Linked DNA regions of Homo sapiens: all the other regions are linked to region 3. Evidence: chromatin contacts called from ENCODE Hi-C or POLR2A ChIA-PET data. All regions are on one chromosome and are shown on one strand. Each heading gives the region's core, a stretch centred on a gene start or an enhancer-like site at or near the end of the contact. The rest is flanking DNA. Distances are from core to core; before and after follow the strand shown. Region 1 holds the start of EXOC6B (exocyst complex component 6B). Region 2 holds the start of PCBP1 (poly(rC) binding protein 1). Region 3 holds the start of PAIP2B (poly(A) binding protein interacting protein 2B). Region 4 holds the start of NFU1 (NFU1 iron-sulfur cluster scaffold).

The links. A loop is a pair of places that touch in the nucleus more often than their neighbours do. ChIA-PET counts read pairs that join two places held with the same protein, here RNA polymerase II (POLR2A). Pooled maps may share reads with other maps.
Region 1: a map of naive thymus-derived CD4-positive, alpha-beta T cell shows a loop between it and region 3 (22-fold over the local background). The contact joins the promoter of EXOC6B here to the promoter of PAIP2B in region 3. A Hi-C loop is called at or near these places in 1 of 168 maps with a recorded cell type or tissue (naive thymus-derived CD4-positive, alpha-beta T cell) and 6 of 50 pooled maps.
Region 2: a loop to region 3 is called in a pooled map, with 17 times the contacts of the local background. The contact joins the promoter of PCBP1 here to the promoter of PAIP2B in region 3. A Hi-C loop is called at or near these places in 6 of 50 pooled maps. POLR2A ChIA-PET finds 5 or more read pairs at or near these places in 2 of 52 experiments (activated B cell and activated CD8-positive, alpha-beta T cell).
Region 4: a pooled map shows a loop between it and region 3 (12-fold over the local background). The contact joins the promoter of NFU1 here to the promoter of PAIP2B in region 3. A Hi-C loop is called at or near these places in 6 of 50 pooled maps. POLR2A ChIA-PET finds 5 or more read pairs at or near these places in 3 of 52 experiments (CD4-positive, alpha-beta T cell, Caco-2 and K562).

The regions. Positions count from the first base shown.
Region 1 is chr2:72,824,250-72,829,821 of GRCh38, forward strand. It overlaps EXOC6B (exocyst complex component 6B), which reads right to left and starts at 1,784. Exons shown (of 22, transcript NM_015189.3): 1 at 1,549-1,784. The coding sequence starts at 1,661. RefSeq lists enhancers at 779-1,289, 1,136-1,185 and a silencer at 1,376-1,545.
Region 2 is chr2:70,086,077-70,091,769 of GRCh38, forward strand. PCBP1 (poly(rC) binding protein 1) reads left to right here and starts at 1,401. Exons shown (of 1, transcript NM_006196.4): 1 at 1,401-3,127. The coding sequence starts at 1,668. The coding sequence ends at 2,738. PCBP1-AS1 (PCBP1 antisense RNA 1) reads right to left here and starts at 939. Exons shown (of 11, transcript NR_033872.1): 1 at 902-939. It also overlaps a transcript of ASPRV1 not described here. RefSeq lists enhancers at 1-137, 278-367, 408-617, 1,823-2,467, 2,539-2,705 and silencers at 828-977, 1,428-1,487, 3,514-3,563, 3,654-3,743.
Region 3 is chr2:71,223,878-71,229,037 of GRCh38, forward strand. It overlaps PAIP2B (poly(A) binding protein interacting protein 2B), which reads right to left and starts at 3,226. Exons shown (of 4, transcript NM_020459.1): 1 at 3,051-3,226. RefSeq lists enhancers at 2,656-3,156, 3,372-3,511.
Region 4 is chr2:69,436,124-69,441,809 of GRCh38, forward strand. It overlaps NFU1 (NFU1 iron-sulfur cluster scaffold), which reads right to left and starts at 1,312. Exons shown (of 8, transcript NM_001002755.4): 1 at 1,238-1,312. The coding sequence starts at 1,299. RefSeq lists an enhancer at 1,168-1,317.

The DNA.
Region 1 (5,572 bases), core at 534-3,033, 1.6 Mb after region 3:
GTGGTGGTGCACAGCTGTAGTCCCAGCTACTCAGGAGGCTTAGGTGGGAGGATCTTAACTCAGGAAGTCAAGGCTGCAGTGAGCTACGATCACATCACTGCACTGCAGCCTAGGAGACAAAAGGGGACCCTCTCTCAATAAATGAATATTAGGTTGGTGCAAAAGTAATTGCGGTTTTTGCCATTGCTTTTAATAAATAAAGAGACAAAAGGCAAACTACTAAGGATAGTTATGACCAGGGGTGGTACTGGCAGAAATGTGCTAACAATGTGTCCTGGAGAAGGAAGCTGTGCAAGTGGAGAGGAGGAGTAATTTCCAGCCTGCCCTCCAATTAGTCTTTCCTGAGTCAACTTACCCCAAGAAAACGCAAGCAGTGAGTAATAACTTTTCTGATGGGAGGGGCAGTGACCCAAGACTGTGCAAGGAGGGTAGGATAGTTATCTATGTATTGGCTGCATGATCAGAATGCATAACAGTAAGGGATAAGGATGAGTTGGTTCTAGGACACCAGTAACATGAGGGGAAGGGGGAAAGTAGTTCAAAACTGGGCTTAGTGAGTAGTTACCAACAGTAAGTACAGGTAGCCGATAATCCCCAGCTGAGGCAAAACAGTGGTTAAGTGTCTGGGTCCAGGCTATCCGAGTAGGAATCTGAGTCCCCCACTTTATTTTCTCTGTGACCTTGGGCAAGTCACTTAACCTATCTGTGCCCTGTCTGTAAAAGGAGAGTAATAGAACCTACCTAATACGGTTGTTTTGTAGCTTAAATAAGTTGCATTTGTAAATCACTTTATACAACGTCTTGGACTTTATGTAACAAGTGCTACCTAAATTTGTTAAATAAGTTGAGGTAAGTAGGGATTTCTTTTGACATCTCCAAATAAAATGGAGATGTGCGTGCAAAAAAAAATGATAACTGGGGGGCGGCAGCAGGGTCAGTTTTCCCCAGCGATGAGGAGGCTGCACCGTGGGCGAGGGTCGTCCTCGTAACAGGGAGGCAGGGATAAAGGAGCAGCGGCTCCCAGGAGAGGGGCGCGGGTTGGGGAAACTTCCATCCAGGCCTAGGATTTCCAGGGACTCGTTTCTGAGAAGTGGCTGTGATTCTGAGGCAAGACTTTGATTTCGAGCACTAGACCATGGAGTGAAATTCTGTGTTGTCTGAAGAGCAGGACTCCTGTCTAGGGCAGGACGTAGTTAGAGACGGAGGGAGAAGGGTGATGTCCCCAGGGGGAAGATCTGCCGGGAGCCACCACCATCTGTCGGGCGCCCTCTCGTTCCCCAGCGCCGGACCAGCCTCGGAGGGAGAACGAAGGCTGCTCCTGCCCCGAGGGAGGCAGCGGGAGGGTCCTGAGTCACTGGGCTGTAGGGCGCCGGGAAGGGACCCCGCGTCGGGGCTGCGAAGGGAGACCCGCCTCGCCCGGTATGCAGGGTCTCTCCGAAGGGAGGGGCCGGCGCCGGACCTGGGGACAGCCGGCCGGAGGCCCGACCCAGAGGAGCCTGCCCCGTCCCGCCCGTTCCCGCCCCTCTGTGGTCCCGGCACCCGGGGTACCTGAGCGTGGGCCCGATGCAGGCCGTGTCAGTGCTCTCGATCTCTCGCAGGATCCGCTCGTGCTCTGCCGCTGTCTCCAGGCTCTCCGCCTCCGCCATCTTACCCCGCTCCATAGACTGGGGGCGCCCCGCAGCGCGTCCCCTCCGTCGGCTCGGCTCACCTTTTCCCTGCCCCACAATGCCGCTCCCACCACAGGCTCCACAGCCGCCCCAGCCTCTGGCTACCCGCAGGCCGACCCCTCCCTCAGGCTCGACACGCCCCCTTGCGTCACCGCGTCCGTCGGCGTTCTGCGTAATGTCCGCTGGGATTTGTAGTTCTCTGGGAAATGCTAGGTTGGATTCCATTCATTCATACATGGAATCCGCAAATACTAGTTGAAGCCCACTGTAAGCAAAAACAGTTAACGACAGTGCGTAAACAGTGATGATCAAGTCAGGCAGTGGCACTAAACCTACAAATTCTTGTTTACCACCTTTGCCACAAAGTGCCAAGGCTCCGTCGGCGCGAATAATAAAGTCTAACTTAATGTCTGACAGAGGCCTTACAGTCTAGTGGGGGAGACACGGGGAGCTGGAGAATTCAAAACTGTGAGCTGTAAGCCAGTTCCGATAATGGAGTTCAGAGATCTCTTCTGGTTGCCAAGGCTTCATAAAGACACTGGGTTTCGGAGGTTAAAAGGCATAACTGGAAGGTGTGAGGAGAATCCAGACAGCCAAAAAGAATTTCATTTGCACTGACGTGTAAAGACGTAGTAGTAAGGGATGGGTCTGGAAAGGTTCGCTGGAGAGAAATTACGAGGAGCCTTAAATACTGGGCTGATAAATGTGTACTTTGTTCTAATGGTTCCACTGATCCAACAACCAACTGCAACAGAAGCACCTGGAAACATTTTTTTTTAATACAGACTGACTGACAGTCATACATCTGGAGATTCTGATCCAGGCATCTGCATTTCATGAACTCATCAGTTACAATTTAAAAATCGGATTTATTAATCATTGCTTGAGTTTTTACGTAACACAATGAATGGGAAGGCACTGAAGGTTTTTTGGGGGTTTGTTTGTTTGTTTGTTTTTGAGACAGTGTCTTGCTCTGTCGCCCAGGCTGGAGTGCAGTGGGGCGATCTCGGCTCACTGCAAGCTCCGCCTCCCGGGTGCATGCCAGTCTCCTGCCTCAGCCTCCTGAGTAGCTGAGACTACAGGCGCCCGCCGCCACGCCCGGCTAATTTTTTTTTTTTTTTTTTTTAGACTGAGTCTCGCTCTGTCGCCCAGGCTGGAGTGCAGTGGCGGGATCTCAGTTCACCGTGAGCTCCACCTCCCGGGTTCACGCCATTCTCCTACTTCAGCCTCCCAAGTAGCTGGGACTACGGGCCCACGCCCTGGGACTACCACGCCCAGCTAATGTTTCGTATTTTTAGTAGAGACGGGGTTTCACTGTGTTAGCCAGAATGGTCTCGATCTCCTGACCTCATGATCCGCCCGCCTCGGCCTCCCAAAGTGCTGGGATTAGAGGTGCAGGTTTTTAAGAGGAGTGACACAATCAAAATGTGGGCGTTAGGAAATTTGGTGAAGGGCAAGTGTGCAAGATGTGCAGAGACAGAGAATTTGGAGATAAGGCAACACTGTAGGAGATGAGAAGGCCTAAACCAGGGAAGCAGCAATGAGAATGAAAAAGAATGAACAAGTAGGAAAAACATCAAAAAGAGAGAATTGACAGGATTTACTAGATACCAAAAAGGTTAGATATTACTCCAAGGTTTAGTACCAGAGTGACTAGTAGAAGAGAGTTTCCACTGACAAAAAAAAAAAGGCATGAGAGAAGAACCAAACTGGAAGTTTAGGCTAAATAATTTGTGCTACAACCATACTATAGACTATTATGCAATCATTAAAAAGAAAGACAAAAGACTCTATGGTCATACATGAAACTGTCTCCAAGTTGTAGTTGTTGAGTGGAAAAATGCAAGGCATGAAACAATATGTAGACTCTGTCCTCATTTGTTTTTTAAAAGAATAAATATTCATATATACGCTTTGATATATATACACACACACATATACATATATATAATATTACATAGATAGAATCTGTCTGAAAAAATGCCCAAAAAACTGTTAACAGTAATGGCATCCAGGAAAAAAAAAATTGGAAAGAAGGAGTTTGAAGTAGTAAGAAGGTAATTTGTAATTATCATTTGCACTCTTGGAATTATTTTCCTTGTGCATGCACTGCTTTTTTAATAAAAATAGTAGTCATGACCTAAGAATGCATTTTAAAAATAAACAAACCAGTAGTAAGGGGAATGGGTTACAAGTCCTGATTTGCCAAGAAGAGAGCAAGTTGATAAACCTGTCTGTCTCTAGATAATCTCTGCCTGTCCTCGTTTTGTTTCATTACTCATGTTTAAACAATTCCAAACAGATGTAGGAGGGGTAGGGAGAGTATGGAGCCTTTTGTATTTCTAAAGATCTCTTGAAATACATGACCGAGGGTCCCTTCAGACACCCATTTTAGCATCTCACTCAGCAAGTTTTTCACCCATCCAGGCTGCTGCATAGACGACATACATTCAGCAGTAGTTAAACTAGCTTCTGCTACTGTCAGCAGTTTTTGTGAGCCTCCACAGAGGCCAGAGGCCACACATCTCAGCAACAGGAACAAGTCTGCAGTAAGCAGTATTGGAAACCTCCAGTGAAGATGGCAAGATGGCCTGTCTAATGTTTATGTCCTCCAAATAGAAAGAATGTGAGTCGCATTGATTCAGTTCCAGCATTAGTGGTTAAAATGTTTTGAGCAGGCTGGGCACAGTGGCTCATGCCTATAATCCCAGCACTTTGGGAGGCCGAGGCAGGTGGATCACTTGAGGTCAAGAGTTTGAGACCAGCCTGGCCAACATGGTGAAACCCTGTCTCTACTAAAAATATAAAAATTAGCTGTGCATGGTGGCAGGTGCCTGTAATCCTAGCTACTCAGGAGGCTGAGGCAGGAGAATCACTTGAACCTGGGAGAAGCAGGTTGCAGTGAGCCAAGATCACGCCACTGCACTCCCGCCTAGGTGACAGAGTGAGACTCCATCTCAAAAACAAACCAAAAAATGCACTGAGCACTTTCTGTGTGCCAAGCACAATATACAAAGTAAGTACTTCACATATATCAACCTCATTAAATCCTTACAACAATCCTTTGCAGTAAAAATCACGTGTCCCATTTTACAGATAAGAAAGCTGAAATATTAGGCAACACCCCACATCTCACATCCATTAAGTAATGAAGCTGGTATTCGAACCAGGTCAATCTGATTCAAAGGCCTATTTCCTAACCAGTAGCCCATGCTGCCCCACCCAGGCCCTTCACGGCCACGAGTTTATTATGTGACCATTCTGCCACTCTATCTCTGCTTCTACATTAATATAATGGATTGTATCATTTCTCAGAACCCTTCCAAAACACCTTGGAGACCTCTTCACAAAACCACATCCCTCCACTTACCTAGAATGAACTGGTTTTCTCTTCTGCATGAGTAGATAGGCAGCATCAGCATTCTCACTGCTCTCCACTGCCACATCTAGGCTGTTGTTTCAACACCCTGATTCCCTAACTCTCCTTTGAAGTCTAGGGCATCAGATTATGCCATAATTATCTACTAATGTCCATATTTCTCCGAAATGTTACTTCTTGGCTCACAGTTTTAGGGACAGGAGGTAGGGAAATTCTGGGCAGAGGAGCACAGGTCCCCAGCAAGGGCCCCACCCTCAAGCCTGGAACCACAGACCAAAGTGAGAACATATATCCCTGTTTTCTTGCTCGAATGTTGCCTTTTCCAAAGCCACCCATGGCCTGCCCCGCTCCCCATCCTGTGCCCATAAAAACCCCAGGCTCTACTGGCAGAGAGGAGAAGCAGCTGAACATCAGAGACTATGGTTGAACATTGGAGATAAGGGGCTTGACTTCAAAGGGACAGCTTGATGGAGTAGCTCTGAAGGAAAATTACCTTCCTGCTCTGTCCCCTTTACAGCTCCCCTTC
Region 2 (5,693 bases), core at 151-2,650, 1.1 Mb before region 3:
CGTTTCAAATTAAAGGGAGGAAAACGCGTTAAAATTAGGCCTCCGACCTTCAGACCAGCCTGTGGGCTTTTTTAAGTCATAAAACTCGCGGAGGTGGAAGGCCCCGGGGAGGAAGAGGGGTGCATTCTAGAGCTTTCGGGCCGACCCCAATTTCTCGTTGGCGACGAATGCTAACCACGTGTCGCCATTTTGTGTTCAGGAAACATGGCGGCCGCCCCAAGGGTAAGGAACAGGGGAGGCGGAGTAGCGCCACGTTAGCCGCTTTCCCTGAGAGATTGTGAAGCACGTTGCGCACGGGGCCCTTTCTGGTCTGGCTTAGCCCAAGGAGGAAGGGGAAAAGGCAGAAATCACAACTCATAGGCCAGCGTCTTGAGCGACACTTCCTCAGCGGGAAGAACCGGCAAAAAAGGCCTTCCAAGATGGCGGGCCCTGACGGGGCCGCCCCCCTTGAGCCTGGCGCAGTGGCTGCGCCCATGGGCCCGAAAAGCAGCCGCGGGAGCCCAGGCCGCGCGGGGAAAGCCGCAGAAACGTCCTGAAGCCCTGGCCGGCAGCCCCTGAACAAACGAGGCCTCCACAGGCGTACACTATTGTTTCTAATGTCGGAAAAGGGTGCCGCGGTGGAAACGACACAAGGGCAGGAGGTGGGGTTTCTGTGGCTTTAACCGAAAGAAACTTGCGAAACGCAAACAAAGCATTATGTAAATGGACGCCATTCTTTTTAGGACCACGTTTCTAGCACGCCCCACAAACAGCAGAGCCGCGATTCGGCAGGCGGCCGTGAGTGGGTTTCGGTCTTTCTGCCCACCGGCCGCCGCCGGGGAGCAGGAGCTGGGGTGGGGGATCCATGCAGGGCGCCCGGACGCCGGGGACGAAAGGGCCCCACGTGCCCGCCCGCGCGCACCCGCTCCGCAGGCCTCGCCTCGCCGCCCCTCCCCCCCGGAAGAGGGCTGCTGCCCCTCCCATCCCCCCACACCCTCGCGCACGCGCTCTGGTCACCTCACGCGCATGTTTTAAACCCGCGGCGTCCCGGCTTGTGCCTGCAGTTTCCGCCGGGGCTGCCCATGTCGTTCCGCGCACGAGCCCCTCATGTAGGGCAGGAAAATAATGTCTATCCCGCATACACAGCACTAGTATTTTCAGTCACCCGCCAGTGCCGTTAGAGTTAATAAAATACGTCATCATTTTAAAACTTTGCCGGACTCACAGCTTCCGCCCATCGTGCGCTTCATTTTCACTACTGCAGTGTCAGAAGGTTTTTTTTTTAAGGACCATGTAAGGGTTGGCGCAATCTTGTGACCTAAAAAAGACGGGTCCTCATTTTTTTTCAAGGGGTCCTGCGCAGCAAGCACTTCCGGGGTCAGAGGGTACGCGGGGTTGAAAGCGGGCTTCCCGCCCCGCCCAGACCGCCGAGGCTGCCGCCGGAGTCGCCACCGCCGCGCCCTCGCCCACCCGCCCGCCCGCCGCTCCCGGCCCCGCTCGCCCCCTCCGCCGCCGCCGCCCGCCCCTGCGACTACGCTGCGGCCTCCCGCCCGCTCCCGCTCGCTCCCGCGGCCCTCGCTCGCCTCGCGCCGGCAGTTTTGGGCCTACACCTCCCCTCCCCCCGCCAGCCGCCAAAGACTTGACCACGTAACGAGCCCAACTCCCCCGAACGCCGCCCGCCGCTCGCCATGGATGCCGGTGTGACTGAAAGTGGACTAAATGTGACTCTCACCATTCGGCTTCTTATGCACGGAAAGGAAGTAGGAAGCATCATTGGGAAGAAAGGGGAGTCGGTTAAGAGGATCCGCGAGGAGAGTGGCGCGCGGATCAACATCTCGGAGGGGAATTGTCCGGAGAGAATCATCACTCTGACCGGCCCCACCAATGCCATCTTTAAGGCTTTCGCTATGATCATCGACAAGCTGGAGGAAGATATCAACAGCTCCATGACCAACAGTACCGCGGCCAGCAGGCCCCCGGTCACCCTGAGGCTGGTGGTGCCGGCCACCCAGTGCGGCTCCCTGATTGGGAAAGGCGGGTGTAAGATCAAAGAGATCCGCGAGAGTACGGGGGCGCAGGTCCAGGTGGCGGGGGATATGCTGCCCAACTCCACCGAGCGGGCCATCACCATCGCTGGCGTGCCGCAGTCTGTCACCGAGTGTGTCAAGCAGATTTGCCTGGTCATGCTGGAGACGCTCTCCCAGTCTCCGCAAGGGAGAGTCATGACCATTCCGTACCAGCCCATGCCGGCCAGCTCCCCAGTCATCTGCGCGGGCGGCCAAGATCGGTGCAGCGACGCTGCGGGCTACCCCCATGCCACCCATGACCTGGAGGGACCACCTCTAGATGCCTACTCGATTCAAGGACAACACACCATTTCTCCGCTCGATCTGGCCAAGCTGAACCAGGTGGCAAGACAACAGTCTCACTTTGCCATGATGCACGGCGGGACCGGATTCGCCGGAATTGACTCCAGCTCTCCAGAGGTGAAAGGCTATTGGGCAAGTTTGGATGCATCTACTCAAACCACCCATGAACTCACCATTCCAAATAACTTAATTGGCTGCATAATCGGGCGCCAAGGCGCCAACATTAATGAGATCCGCCAGATGTCCGGGGCCCAGATCAAAATTGCCAACCCAGTGGAAGGCTCCTCTGGTAGGCAGGTTACTATCACTGGCTCTGCTGCCAGTATTAGTCTGGCCCAGTATCTAATCAATGCCAGGCTTTCCTCTGAGAAGGGCATGGGGTGCAGCTAGAACAGTGTAGGTTCCCTCAATAACCCCTTTCTGCTGTTCTCCCATGATCCAACTGTGTAATTTCTGGTCAGTGATTCCAGGTTTTAAATAATTTGTAAGTGTTCAGTTTCTACACAACTTTATCATCCGCTAAGAATTTAAAAATCACATTCTCTGTTCAGCTGTTAATGCTGGGATCCATATTTAGTTTTATAAGCTTTTCCCTGTTTTTAGTTTTGTTTTGGGTTTTTTGGCTCATGAATTTTATTTCTGTTTGTCGATAAGAAATGTAAGAGTGGAATGTTAATAAATTTCAGTTTAGTTCTGTAATGTCAAGAATTTAAGAATTAAAAAACGGATTGGTTAAAAAATGCTTCATATTTGAAAAAGCTGGGAATTGCTGTCTTAAACTCTTTGTTGGTGCCTTTTTTTTCCCTCCCCTTTTAGCCTGAGGTGTTTGGAGGGAGGAGGGAGAAGGGTGGGCCCGTCCTTGGTATTCTCTCAAGCTCTTCTCACCTTATCGGTAAGATTCCATTCCCTCTGTGCCCCAACAAAGGAACATGGCAGGCTGGGCCTGCTTTGGGATGTTTCCAGGGACAGAGAGGTTCAAGTTCCAGAGAGAGGCCTCTGCCCATTTCTCTGGTAGAAACAAGGTTTTCTCGAGGGGAAAAGGTGTGCCCACTCAGTAGGACCTCTAAATGGCAGAGCGTCCTCTCCATCTAACCAGTTCCCCCACCCCCACCTCACAGGATAAACTTAGGAACAAAAAAATATTCTGGGGTGGGAGGAGCCTGGGGAAGGGGTGTGGGGGCAGGGAAAGGAAAGGAAGGGAGGGCAGTGGGCCGGGGAGGATTGGGGGCTTGGAGGAGGGCAACAGCTGCCGGGTGGTGGTGGGACTAGAGGGGTCTTGGTTGGGCAGCAGGGGTGGGAAGGGGGGAGGGGACGGTACCAACGAGACGCACGTGTCAAGCATGCACCTGTGGCAAGCAGCCTGTCAGAGGATGTTATTACACCTGCCAAGTGGTGTATCCAGAAACAAAAGAGGCCCAGTTTCCAATTCTTCAGCTGTGTGCAATGTTTAGAGAATCCCTATACCAGGAAATAATCCTGCCTAAATGGGTCAGTCTTCACAAGGCGGGAATGTAGACTGATGCACTGACTATAACCTAAGAATGATCTGAGTGTTAAAGATGCAGATTCCTCTGTCCCACCCCAAAACTAATCAGCTGTATTTTTAACAAACACCCCAAAGGAGTCTTAGATTTGAATGCCACTGATTGTCTTCAGTGGAGGAGGAAGATCCCGCTGTGAAGGCCGTAGCACCCTCACGCCCACGTCAGCCAATAGGACTATCCCTGACCTGATGAGAGAAGGAAAACTGCTAGGCAAAGGCAACATTAGAAACAATAGTATGAGAAAATAGAGCCTGAGATGAGGGAAAGAAGAAACAATAGTATCAGACAATAGACCAGTAGGTGCCAAAGTGGGTAGTTCAAACCCCAGGCACTATGGGAGATCACTCATGGCAAAGAGAAGTTCCTGTGGGAGGGGAGTATTATCCACAGTAAATATTCGTTGAGGCTTATTATGTGGTCACGCAGGGTTAGGCAAGCAGTCACTGAAAGGAGCCCAAATTCTGGAGTTAGACTTGCTTTCAAATTTGAGTTCTGCCTCCTATTCATGGCTTTGGACAAATTAATCTCTATAAATGAAGATGTTAAAATTAACACCTTCTGGGCTTGTGAAAATAAAATGAAAGCATGTATATAAAACAGAACAGTGCTTAGAACACAGTAAATTTCAGTGTACTCGATTATAAAAAGCCAAAAGGCCCATTTCTGGGGGCTGAGGGTTGGCCACAAAATCTGGGCAGAGAAGACAGATGATTAAAAGGTAGGAAACAAAGCAATGTGTATTAAATGAGTTGGACTGAGAGGCCAAGACAGGTGGGGAGGGAGGGGGACCTAGTGAAGACCCAGAAGTGGGTACCATGCCTTCTGGGAACAATAAGCACAAATCCAAATCAAGGCAAGAGGGGATATAAGCTTGAACCCTCAAACACCAAGCCAAATAGTCTTTGAAGAATCCCTGAAATGCTGGGTGAAGCAGTTTGAATGCCCTATGAAAAGCAGGTCTTAATACCAAAAATTAGGCCAGGTGCAGTGGCTCATGCCTGTAATACCAACACTGGGAGGCCGAGGTGGGCAGATCACTTGAGCTCAGGAGTTTGAGACCAACCTGGGCAACATGGTGAAACCTCGTCTCTACAAAAAAAAAAAAAAAAGAAAAAAAAATTAGACAAGTGTGGTGGTGTGCACCTGTAGTTCCAGCTACTTGGGAGGCTAAAGTGGGAGGATTGCCCTGCACCTGGGAGGTCGAGGCTGCAGTGGCCTGTGATCATACCAATGCACTCAGCCTGAGCGACAGAGCAAGACCCTGTCTCAAAAAAGAAAAAAGAAAGAAAAGTAGGCCTCAGACTTTCCTGAACCTCCTCCCCACTGCATCTTATACTGGGCAAAGCTGGCAATAATTTGTAAAATAATGATTTAGGCAGCAAGGCATAGGACGAATTGCTACTTGGAAAGATGAAAAGCAAGAATAGCAGTTGGCAAACTACCTCAAGGAAGAAGCAGGTTCTAATATAGGCTGGCAAGTGGTATCAATAGGAATGCAAGGAAAGGAACTAGGCAATGGCAGAGATATTGAAACTGGGTGTGGAGGCCAGAGGAAGATGTAAAAAGGGGGAGCAATGAATTCAGGCACGGTGATAGAAGTATATGCAGACAGAAATAGTCAACAAGTAGCTAGAAATAAGACTGAGGTGAAGTCAAAGCTGCATAGGAACAGAGGTAAATGAGGGGAAGGGACTAGAGATGGAGTTTTGGGGTATTTCGTTGGGTTGAAGGACCTAGTTTTCTTATTCACTGGGTACCCTAGTACCTGTCACCATACCTGACACATAGCAGGGACTCAGTA
Region 3 (5,160 bases), core at 1,976-4,475:
GGTTACCATGAAACAGACCCTAGCAGTCACTTACAAATACAGTTCATCTTCATTATTTGTGGATCCCATATTTGCAAATTTGCTTACTTGCTAAAATGTCTTTGTAATCCCCAAATACTTGTGGAGCTTTCAAGGTGACTTATGGATATACACATAGTAGTGAAAAATATGTCACTCCTTGCCCAAGTCCCAAGGTGACCCTCAGCCTTGTCTCAGCCCTCATACAAAGATGACCAGAGGACAGAGACAGCAGAGGGCAGTGCAGCGTAGTGCAAGAAGCTCTGGCTCTGGGGCCATCTGGACGAGTCTGAATCTTAACTCTGGCACCTGTTAGTAGAGAGGCCTCAGGCAAATCGCTTAACACTTCTGTACTTCCTTTATTTTTTGTAAGTAAGGAAAATTCAATCTACCAGGATGAGTTGTTTTTAGGAATTAATTTTGTAATCTGTGTGAGATATGTATATATGTATATATTTTCCCTGGGAACAAGGGTTGAATATTTGATAATTCAGTGTTCTTGGCAACTTTATAGAATATAACTACTGCAAATAATGAGAATTGACTATAATTATTTATAAAGAAATAACAGAGAAGTAGGCAAAACATTTGGATGAGGCAGAGGCAGGCTTCAAGATTTTGAAGAAACAGAATTTCACCAAGCACATAAGGTGTGGAAAAGGCTTGCAAGGAGAGAGAATGGTGCATACAGAGAGAGGTCCAGATGGTGGAAAAAAACAGGTAGGTTCAGGAAATGGCACTTCAGGAAGTCTAGAGCAGTAGGAGATGAGATCAGAACACAGTGCCATCGTGCTTCTCTGCACCCTGTATATACCTTCTACTGCAGAACCTCACTCTCTGCATTTAATTATTGGTTTCTAGTTCTCTCTTCCATTAAACTGTGAGCTCCTCAAGGTCTCTAAGAAGAAATCATAGCTAGAGTCCTCTAAATTTGCAAACAAGTTATTATTAAACACAAATACTCCCAAAAAAGACTGCACAAAAATAACTTTGGTTTTCAGCTGCAGTCACAGCAATTCACAACTGTTACAGATTTGCAATTTGTCCAGGATTTTTCTCTGATGACTGCTGTAACTCTGTCATAAACTCTTTTCCTTGTTTTAGACACCCAGACATTTGTTGGAACAGTTTTAAGATCTTACTCTTTTTAGTGTAATTGATTGATTGGTTGATTGACTGAGATGGGGTCTCACTATGTTGCCCAGGCTTGTCTTAAACTCCTAGGTTCAAGCAATCCTCCTGCCTCAGCCTCCTAAGTGGCTGGGATTACAGGCACACACCACTGTGCTAGGCTCTAGTGTGATTTATTAACAAGGCTTAAACATATGGTCCATTAGACAAGGCTGCCACCTCAGAGTAAAGATTTCTTTTAATTCACTATAATAGACTTTTTTCTTTATATACAAGATACAATTTTACCACAGTAAAATACAAGGAAGCATACTGATACATACATTACAAACAGGATAAAGAAAGCAATATAATTTTTTCCACAAAAGCTTGCAAAATCCTGGCCAAAACACAGTGAACATGATGTTAAACTCATAGCTTACATTTCTCCACTGAAAGCTAGGAAAAACAATTCCAATTTTTGAAAAGTCAGGAAACTAAGCACTGTGAGAATTTACAAGATTTTGTAAACCTGTATATTCTCCCCACCCCGATATACAAGTAGCCAGAGGAGCCTATCAGTCTTACCCCAACACTTCAATCTCCTCCAACCTTCAAAATAAAACCCTCACTGTCCAATATCTGAATTTATATTTTCAAACGTCTAAAATCTTAATCAAAGCTAAGAGCAGTGCATTAGCTTTTCCCCATAAAATTGTTGGCATAATTTTACTTAGGCACAGCATAGTTTGTACTGTTATCAAAAAACATATGGCTAGAACCGACATTACTAGAAACCAAACGAATATACTATGAAGGTGAAAAGGGAACAGGGAATGTTGTTTTTGGACAGATTCAATGCTGTTATTATCCCTTCATAGGTTGGGTGTGATCGAATCACACTGTGCTGTACAACTAAGTATGTTCTATATTTTATGACAAAGTAGGGTAGCCAGGCCCTTACACTACAAACTCCCAGAAACCCCAGTTAAGCTGTTTAAAGTATAATCCAATTCAATTTACTGAAAATAATAGTAACAAAATTTAAATCCCTTGCTTCTAGTTAGCCCTTTTCAACTGCATTTTCAGCAATTACCACCAAAAGAACTGCATTAGGACAAAGATTCTAGAGCGGGTATAATGGTCAAATGCCATTTGAAGGCAAAAACAGTCTACCAGGAACAAAACATTAAAGTTCCCAACCTTGCCAAACTCCCTGTTCTGCGTATTCTGCCTCTCTCAGTTCACCTTCCAGCTGCCTGGAAGAGGCAAGTGGAAAATGTTAGTTTTCTGGAGAGATGAGAATGGAATTTAGGGGTTGGTAGGGGGTGATGGGCTCACTCACGGACCGCAAGGCACAAGAGAAGTGGCGAACGTCTCCCAGGCAAATGAGGCATGAAGAATGAGGGCTGGAGTCAAGGGGGAGATGGAGCAAGTATAAAAAGGCAGAGGACGCGCAGGGGCCGCGAATAGGGGAAGGGCACGACGCGCAATCCCTCCCGCTCCAGCCCGGGGAGAGGGGCGGGGGATGCCGCGCGGGTCAATTTGCCTAGCATTGTTGCACCTGGGTAGAAATGGGACTCAGGCCAAGAATTCGGTTCGAGTGTTAGGAGGACGCTGAGGGGAGTCAGGAACTTGGGTGGGAGTCGGGGGGAAACAGAGCACCTGTGCGGGGGGGAAAGGGACGAAAACCCCCTATTGCTCCCGAGGGGCAGGGGCTGACCCCAGCGGACGCCCCTTTTCGCCGATGGCCGCGACGTGGGACCCCGCGCGCTTTCCCTCCCTACAGGAGCTCGGGCAGGCGCGTGCCGCCCTTCACAGCCCCGACGGCGGCAGAAAGGGAGGCGCAGGGCGCCCCCAGAGCCGGGAGAACGGCGTTTCCCTCGAGTCCTTTCCCCAGCAGCCCGGGCACCCGAGCCCACCTGGGCTAACCAGAAGCCCCTCCTTCAGATCGTACTCTGCCACTCCTCCGAGAGCTTAAGCCGTTGCCGTAGAGGTCGCCGTCGCCACAACAGTCTCGGCCTTTAGTACCAAAACGTGAAGCACAGCACCCGAGAAGCGCCACTACCACTTGCCAGGTTATCTCTTACTGCACACTGCCTCCTCGCCCCGCCCCCGAACCCAAGCCATTGGTTGCCGGGCACCGCCCCATTCGTCTATTGGGCCAAAGAAGATGCCGTTCGGTCACCTAGAATGGCATATGTGGTTTTTATTGGTCTAAATGTGAAGCAGTGCCCGCCCACTCCCTCAGAAGTTTCAGCTTCTGATTGGTTTTAATGTCTGTCTTTTCTCTTCCTTCATTTTTTTTTTCCTGTGGTGGAACACCTCCTTGAGGGAGATGCCGGCTCTGATTGGCTGAAAGGACGCTACGCTAGCCTGGGATAGGCATTGGGCCAAGGATGCGCCCGGCCCACTCGTGGGGGAGGAGACCAAGGCGCCGCACTCTGGGTTTGTTTACACAGGCTCTTGCTCCCGCTTCGTCTATTGGCTGAGCTGGAAGCCACTGCCACCGAGTTTTGCCTGTCAGCCTAGCAAGGAGGAGGGTGGGGGTGGGCCTCAGTAGGATTTCCCTCAGCTGTCAATTACCAAAGGAGGAGCTTTGATTCAGGCTGCTTTGGACCTGGTGCTATTCTCTGTAGGGAAAATTAAGGAATTGGGCTCCTTGGGAGGCTGGAAGGAAGCAAAGGGACGCTGGAAGGAAGCAGACGGATGCTTCCACGTTTCTAGAAACAAACCTAACTTCTTGAGTGCTTTAAAAAAATAAAACTTGGCCGGGCGCGGTGGCTCACGCCTGTAATCCCACCACTCTGGGAGGCCGAGACGGGCGGATCACAAGGTCAGGAGTTCTAGACCAGCCTCGCCAGTATGGTGAAACCCCGTCTCTACTAAAAATGCAAAAATTAGCTGGGCGTGGTGGCGGGCTCCTGTAGTCCCAGCTACTCGGGAGGCTGAGGCAGGAGAATCACTTGAACCCGGGAGGCAGAGGTTGCAGTGAGCCAAGATCGCACCACTGCACTCCAATCTGGGCAATAGAGTGAGGTTGCGACTCAAAAAAAAATACATCAATAAATACAAATTAAAATAAAACTTTATTGCCTCCCTTGGATTTAGAATGTCCAATCTGCTTGCAAAGGACTTCGAATTGTATTCCACAGGAAGTAGGGATTTCTTTGTGGAGCTCTTACTTTATACATTTTTCTCTCCCCCCCACCTCTCAAGCTGACTGTATACATGACACAAAGTTAGGGAATTGCAGAATGAATGGAAAAAATATAAAAATGAAAAAGATAAACTCAAATAACAATTATAAATATTAGCTGTATACTTTGATATGGTTTGGCTCTGTGTCCCCACCCAAATCTCATTTTGAATTATAATTCCCAATGTTGGGGGAGGGACTTGGTGGGAGGCGATTGGATCATGGGGGCAGATTTCCCCCTTGCTGTTCTCGTGATAGTGAGTGAGTTCTCACAAGGTCTGATGGTAAAAAAAGTGTGTGTCCTTCCCCCTTAGCTCTCTCTCCCTCTTGCTACCATGTGAAAACGTGCTTGCTTCCCCTTTGCCCTGATTGTAAGTTTCCTGAGGCCTCACCAGCCATGCCTCCTGTACAGCCTGAGGAACGGTGAGTCAATTAAACCTCTTTTCTTTATAAATTACTCAGTCTCAGGTAGTTCTTTATAGCAATGTGAGAATGGACTAATACATACTTCATATTAAATGATATAAGTAAATAAATAAATTCATTCAACAAGTATTATTTAGCATCTACTATGAATGTTCTAGGCTCTGATCATGGAACTGGGTATATGATATGAATAAGACAGTGAAGATGCACCCATGGTGTTTATACTGTAGTGAAGGAGACTGACAACAGAAAAGTAACCAATAAATAATAAAATGGTATGTTGTGAATAAATGCTACAAAGGAAAATAAAGCAGAGTCATGGGATGGTTGGGGAAATGGCTATTTTAAGTAGGATGGTTAGTTTAAGAGCTGTTTGAGGAAACAGCACTGAACAGAGATGTGAATAA
Region 4 (5,686 bases), core at 62-2,561, 1.8 Mb before region 3:
TACTCATTAAGGGGAGAAACTATCTTCATTTCTAGCTGCTAGCACAATGGCCTCAGTTCTTCATCTCTACAATGAGATTAGTTTCACAGCTACCTCATAAATAATCCAGAGAATCCATGTAAAGTGCTTAAACCAGTGCCAGGCCATGCAGTAAGTGCTCAATAAATGGCAGCTGCTACCATTATTTAATTGGTGCCCAATAATTACTAATTGAGTGCAGTTCAAGGTTTGGGGTAAAAATGCCTTTTTCTATAGCTCAGTATCTAAATCTGTGAATACTCTGGAATTTGGAAATGCACTAGAAGAATAATATTCTCGTCCCTTCAGCCCAGGGAAAAGGCAGCAGAATGAATAAAGAGGAAGCACATTCCAACATACAGGTTTAAAGTCTTGTTTTTTTAAAGTAAGAGTGGATTACATTATTCAAGGAAGACATCTACTCAAACACAGGAGGTAACTAACAAAAAATTCTACCAACTTAAATCTTTTTAGGATATACATTTAAACTTCAAGAGCACCATTAACACTACAATGTCTAATACTCTAGAGGGCAAACTCTCCGTAGGCCATTTTCTCCAGACGTAAAATTAAGGTACACCTACATAAATGTCCTCTTAGCAATGTTCACAGAAGTCTTTGAAAGGTGAAACTCAAAGGTAGGGCTCAGGGAGGCGGAAAAAACAAGGGAACAGAGTGGGCTTAATGGTGGTGGGTGCAGGGAATCTAGGGGTCCTGGTTCTCGTCGGAATTCCATCACTTAGAAACTGTGTAACCTTGGACATGTCACCTCCTCTTTCAGGGCCTTACTGGGAAAATGAGGAAACGAGACAAGGTATTTTCTTCCCTTCTGTGTGACATTCTGATTCTGCGTTTAGAAGAGGAGGGAATGCACCCGGTAGAGGGCCTGGGGGCGGGAGAGGCACACGATTTTAAAACAGCTCCTCCGTTCTGGCTCTACAGCCAGTCTCTACAAGCTTCCGTACCGCAGAGACTCAAGAACTGGGTCTCTGAGCCTGAGAGGAAGCTCCAGAGAGTCCGCCCGGATTAGGCCACAGAAGCGCCGAGCTCCCGCACAGACAGCCTCAGGGCTCACCCCCAACTACGGCGACAGGGCGGACCCGCCGGCTCCATCAGATGCACTACCCACCCGCCTCGAGAGAGGGTCTGCAAGGCGGCGACCGCTCCGCTGGCTAAGCCCAGCGGCACACCTATTCGGAGCTCCAGGCTCGTCACCTACCGCCTGCGCAGCCCGGCGGCAACAGCCGCAGCTCCCCAGCCCCGCCTGGCCGTCGCCGCCATCTTAGTCCGGAGTGCCTAAGGGTCTCCCTGACAGAACCACGAAAGATCTGCGCAGCCGCAGGCTGGCCGGTAGCTGGGCGGGCACTGGGAAGAGCCCACCCTACCGGCTGCGGGCGGTCCTGCTGCGGATAAGTGCGGTGGCCTACGCGCCGAGGTTTGCAGGCTACTGCGTCACCCTGACCAAGAGAGGCCGGGGAACCTTTCCCGTTTGCGCCAACGCTTGGTTAATTCACGCAGCACTGTGAACGCATGCGTGTTTCCGTACTTTGTTTTCCCTGTTGGCTAGGTTTTTAGCTGGTGCTGGTGCTGCCTTGCGAATGCTGTTTCCAGCCCCTAAACCTGACCCATTCCCTCCTCTAGGACCCTACTCAGCCTCCAGGCCCAGCTCAGTGACTGCCCCCAAAGACTCCCTGGAGCATTCCTTCTAAAAGGTTCTCGCATTTCTCCTGCCCTTTTCCCATGGGTCTGATGTGGAACTGTGTCTAACCCTTCCTCATAGCTGTGCTTGTCAGCTGCCACTTGGTCATCTTGGACCAACCCGCACAGAGGATGTATCTGGTACAGTGCTGCCCTTCTCCGATTAACATGAGACTTGACTAGTTTCCAGGGCAGAGTGCCAAAGCCCATTACCTATTCTTCCAGAACCTTCCTGGAGTATTCCGTTTTCTCTAGGACAACGGTTCTCAAAGTGCGGACTAGGGGCCAAAAAAAAGCAGGAGAACACGTTAGAAATGCACGTTAGAACATGTTAGAAATCCTGGGCCCCACTTTATACTTACTGAGGCACAATCTCTGTAGGTGGGGACTAGAAATCTTTGTTACTTGCTTTTTTTTTTTTTCTTTTTCCAGAGACAGGGTCTATCTCTGTTGCCCAGGCTGGAGAGCAGGAGTGCGATCATAGCTCACCAAAACCAACTCCTGGGCTCAAGTGATTCATCCTCCAGCCTCAGCCTCCCAAAGCACTGGGATTACAGGTGTGAGCCACGGTGCCTGGCTTTTATTAGCAGTAGTAGTAGTAGTATTTTTGTAGAGAAGAGGTCTCCCTGTGTTGCCTGGGCTGCTCTTGAACTCTGCTGGCCTCAAGTGATCCCTCTCACCTGGGCCTCCAAAAGCTCTTAGGTTACCTCACCCTGCCTAGTAGTGTTTTAACAAACCCTTCCCAGGATTCTGATGCCAGCTAAAATTTGAGAATCACTGTTCTGGAAGACAGAGGACTGGTTTCCAGAATGGAAACAGCACACCTGTTGTTGAACAGGTTGAGGCCACACCCAAGACAACCCTAGTAATTTCTATGGCCCACAGACACATCTAAGAGGGTGGGTGGGTTTCAGGCCTGCAGCTCGCCCGGGCCCGCACACTGAGTGGGCTGTGCCTCCTACGAGTTTGGTTCATTCCCAATGCTGCGTACTTGCTTTTAACTACTAGTGATCTTCCCCCATCCAACCCCCCACCCAGTGATCTTCCCCCATCCAACCCCCCACCCACCCCCCCACACACACCCATTCTAGACCGCAAGGCAGTCCAAGGCTCTGTTTTTGACCCTCAATCAAAAATAAAATGTGGCTCTTCCACCTTGGAACAATCGTTCTTCTCAGACTTCAATTTTTCCCTCTCTGATGGATTCCTTATCATAAGAAAAATCCTGCCTTGCCCCAAATCCTCTTCCACACTCTTTTCTTCCCTTCAGAACCAAGTGGCTTAAAAAAATGGTCTGCACTCTTAGTCTCTAGTTTTTCACTTCCCACTCCTCAAACCCCTGAAACGAGGCTTCTATGTCCCACCATTCTTAGGGCCTGCTCTAGTCAAACCACCCACAGCCTCTGTGCTACTGTGTCCGGAATTGGTGGGTTCTTGGTCTCGCTAACTTCAAGAATGAAGCCATGGACCCTTGTGGTGAGTGTTACAGTTCTTAAAGATGGTGTGTCCAGAGTCTGTTCCTTCAGATGGTCAGATGTGTCCGGAGTTTGTTTCTTCTGGTGGGTTCGTGGTCTCACTGACTTCAGGAGTGAAGCTGCAGACCTTTGCGATGGGTGTTACAGTTCATAAAGACAGCACGGGCCCAAAGAGTGAGCCACATCAAGATTTACTACAAAGAGCAAAAGAACAAAGCTTTCATAACATGGAAGGGGACCCAAGCAGGTTGCCACTGCTGCCTCAGGCACCCTGCTTTTATTCCCTTATCTGACCCCACCCACATCCTGCTGATTGGCCCATTTTACAGAGAGCTGATTGGTCCATTTTACAGAGTACTGATTGGTTTGTTTTACAGAGAGCTGATTGGTCCGTTTTGACAGGGTGCTGATTGGTGCGTTTACAATCCCTGAGCTAGACATAGAGTGCTGATTGGTGTATTTACAATCCTCTAGCTAGAGTAAAAGTTCTCCAAGTCCCCACTAGGTTAGCTAGACACAGAGCACTGATTGGTGCATTTACAAACCTTGAGCTAGACACAGGGTGCTGATTGGTGTATTTACAATCCTTTAGCCAGACATAAAAGTTCTCCAAGTTCCCACCAGATTAGCTAGATACAGAGTGCTGATTGGTGCATCCATAAACCCCAAGCTAGACACAGAGTGCTGATTGATACATATACAATCCTCTGGCTAGACATAAAAGTTCTCCAAGTCCCCACCTGACTCAGGAGCCCAGCTGGCTTCGCCTAGTGGATCCCATGCCAGGGCCATGAGCAGAGCTGCCTGCCAGTCCTGCACCACAAGCCTGCACTAGAAAAAGTATCAGGCCCAGAGAGGCATTTAAAATGTAGCAGCAGTAATATCTCATTCGCCCTTGAGCTAAGTAACAACTTCTTGAAGTCACTTGCTATGTATACACTAGACTAATGTCAAGAAGCCGTTAACATGCCATATACCCTATAGTTCAACAGTGCATGGCCAGTCACTAACAATGTTATTTCTGTAAACCAATGAGAATACCTGCTGAGCATGGTGGCTCACACCTGTAATCCCAACACTCTGGGAGGCCAAGGTGGGCAAATTGCTTGAGCCCAGGAGTTTGAGACCATGCTGGGAAACATGGAGGGTTTACAAGCATGAGCCACTAACCCTGGCAGAATAAAAACATGTTATCTGAGGAAGGTGAGCCCCTTTAAATTATGAGGCCCATTGACTAGCCTAAAAAAGAAAAGTATCAGGGCCGGGTGCTGTGGCTCACGCCTCTAATCCCAGCACTTGGGAGTCTCTACAAACAAACCATGTCTCCACAAAAAATTAGCCAGATGTCATGGCATATGCCTGTAGTGCCAGCTATTTGGGAGGCTGAGATGAGAGAATCACCTGAGCCTGGGAAGTTGAGGCTGCAATGAGCCGTGATTGCACCACTGCACTCCAGCCTGGGTGACAGCATGAGACCCTGTCTCAAGAAAAAAAAAAAGTCAAATGAGAATACCTGATGAGCAACTTTTGTAATTGTTCCTCTCCCCTGATTTGTCTCTTTTTCTTTAAAAAGTTGAGCCTCTCCTTTTTTCCCAGAGCACTCTCCAAGGCAACCTGCAATATGGCCAGGGCTACAGTCCTCAACCTTGGCCCAAATAAATTCTCTATATTAATTTTGCCTCAGCTTCTTTCTTTTAGGTCAATATTTGCCTACAGTACTGTTTAATTAGGTTTCCTGTTACTCACAGATGATCAAAATCCTGTGTGGAGTAATATTAAGATGAACAAAACAATTCCTGGTCTCAGGGAGCTCCTGGAGAAGATTTGTAAATCAACAAAGGCACTAAGGGAATAGAACGCTATGTGGGGGAGAGGAAGCATTGTCAAATGTGAAATGGTGTTTAACTTTCTTTGGGTTATATTTATATGAATGAGTTATTAATGTGTGTTTCAAAATTGTGTGAGATTCCTGTAATTCTGGTATGTCTTAGTATATGACATCAGTAATAATTATGATTATTATGTTACATCGTTGTGTGCCACAGAAATAACCAAATTTCCTTGTCAATTGTGTCTTTAACCATGGCTGTTCTTTTTTTTTTTTTTTTAATACTTTAAGTTTTAGGGTACATGTGCACAATGTGCAGGTTAGTTACATATGTATACATGTGCCATGCTGGTGTGCTGCACCCACTAACTCGTCATCTAGCATTAGGTTAACCATGGCTGTTCTAAGAGTTTTGTCATCCACAGACAATTGTTGTTTTATTTTGATTCTTCTCAAAAAGTAGTTTATAATCAGCTGCAGTCCAAAATTTTCTTCTTTAAGGAAATTCATGGAAAGGACTCTAACAAATACTCTTGAATACAAGTTTCCGATAACTTTGGAGATCATAGCATTGGACTATGAAAATGCTTTCCAGGACTCTAATTAAAAAGCTGATGTATTCATGAGGATTGCTAACCCAACATCAAAAAGAACAAGAGTTAATTAA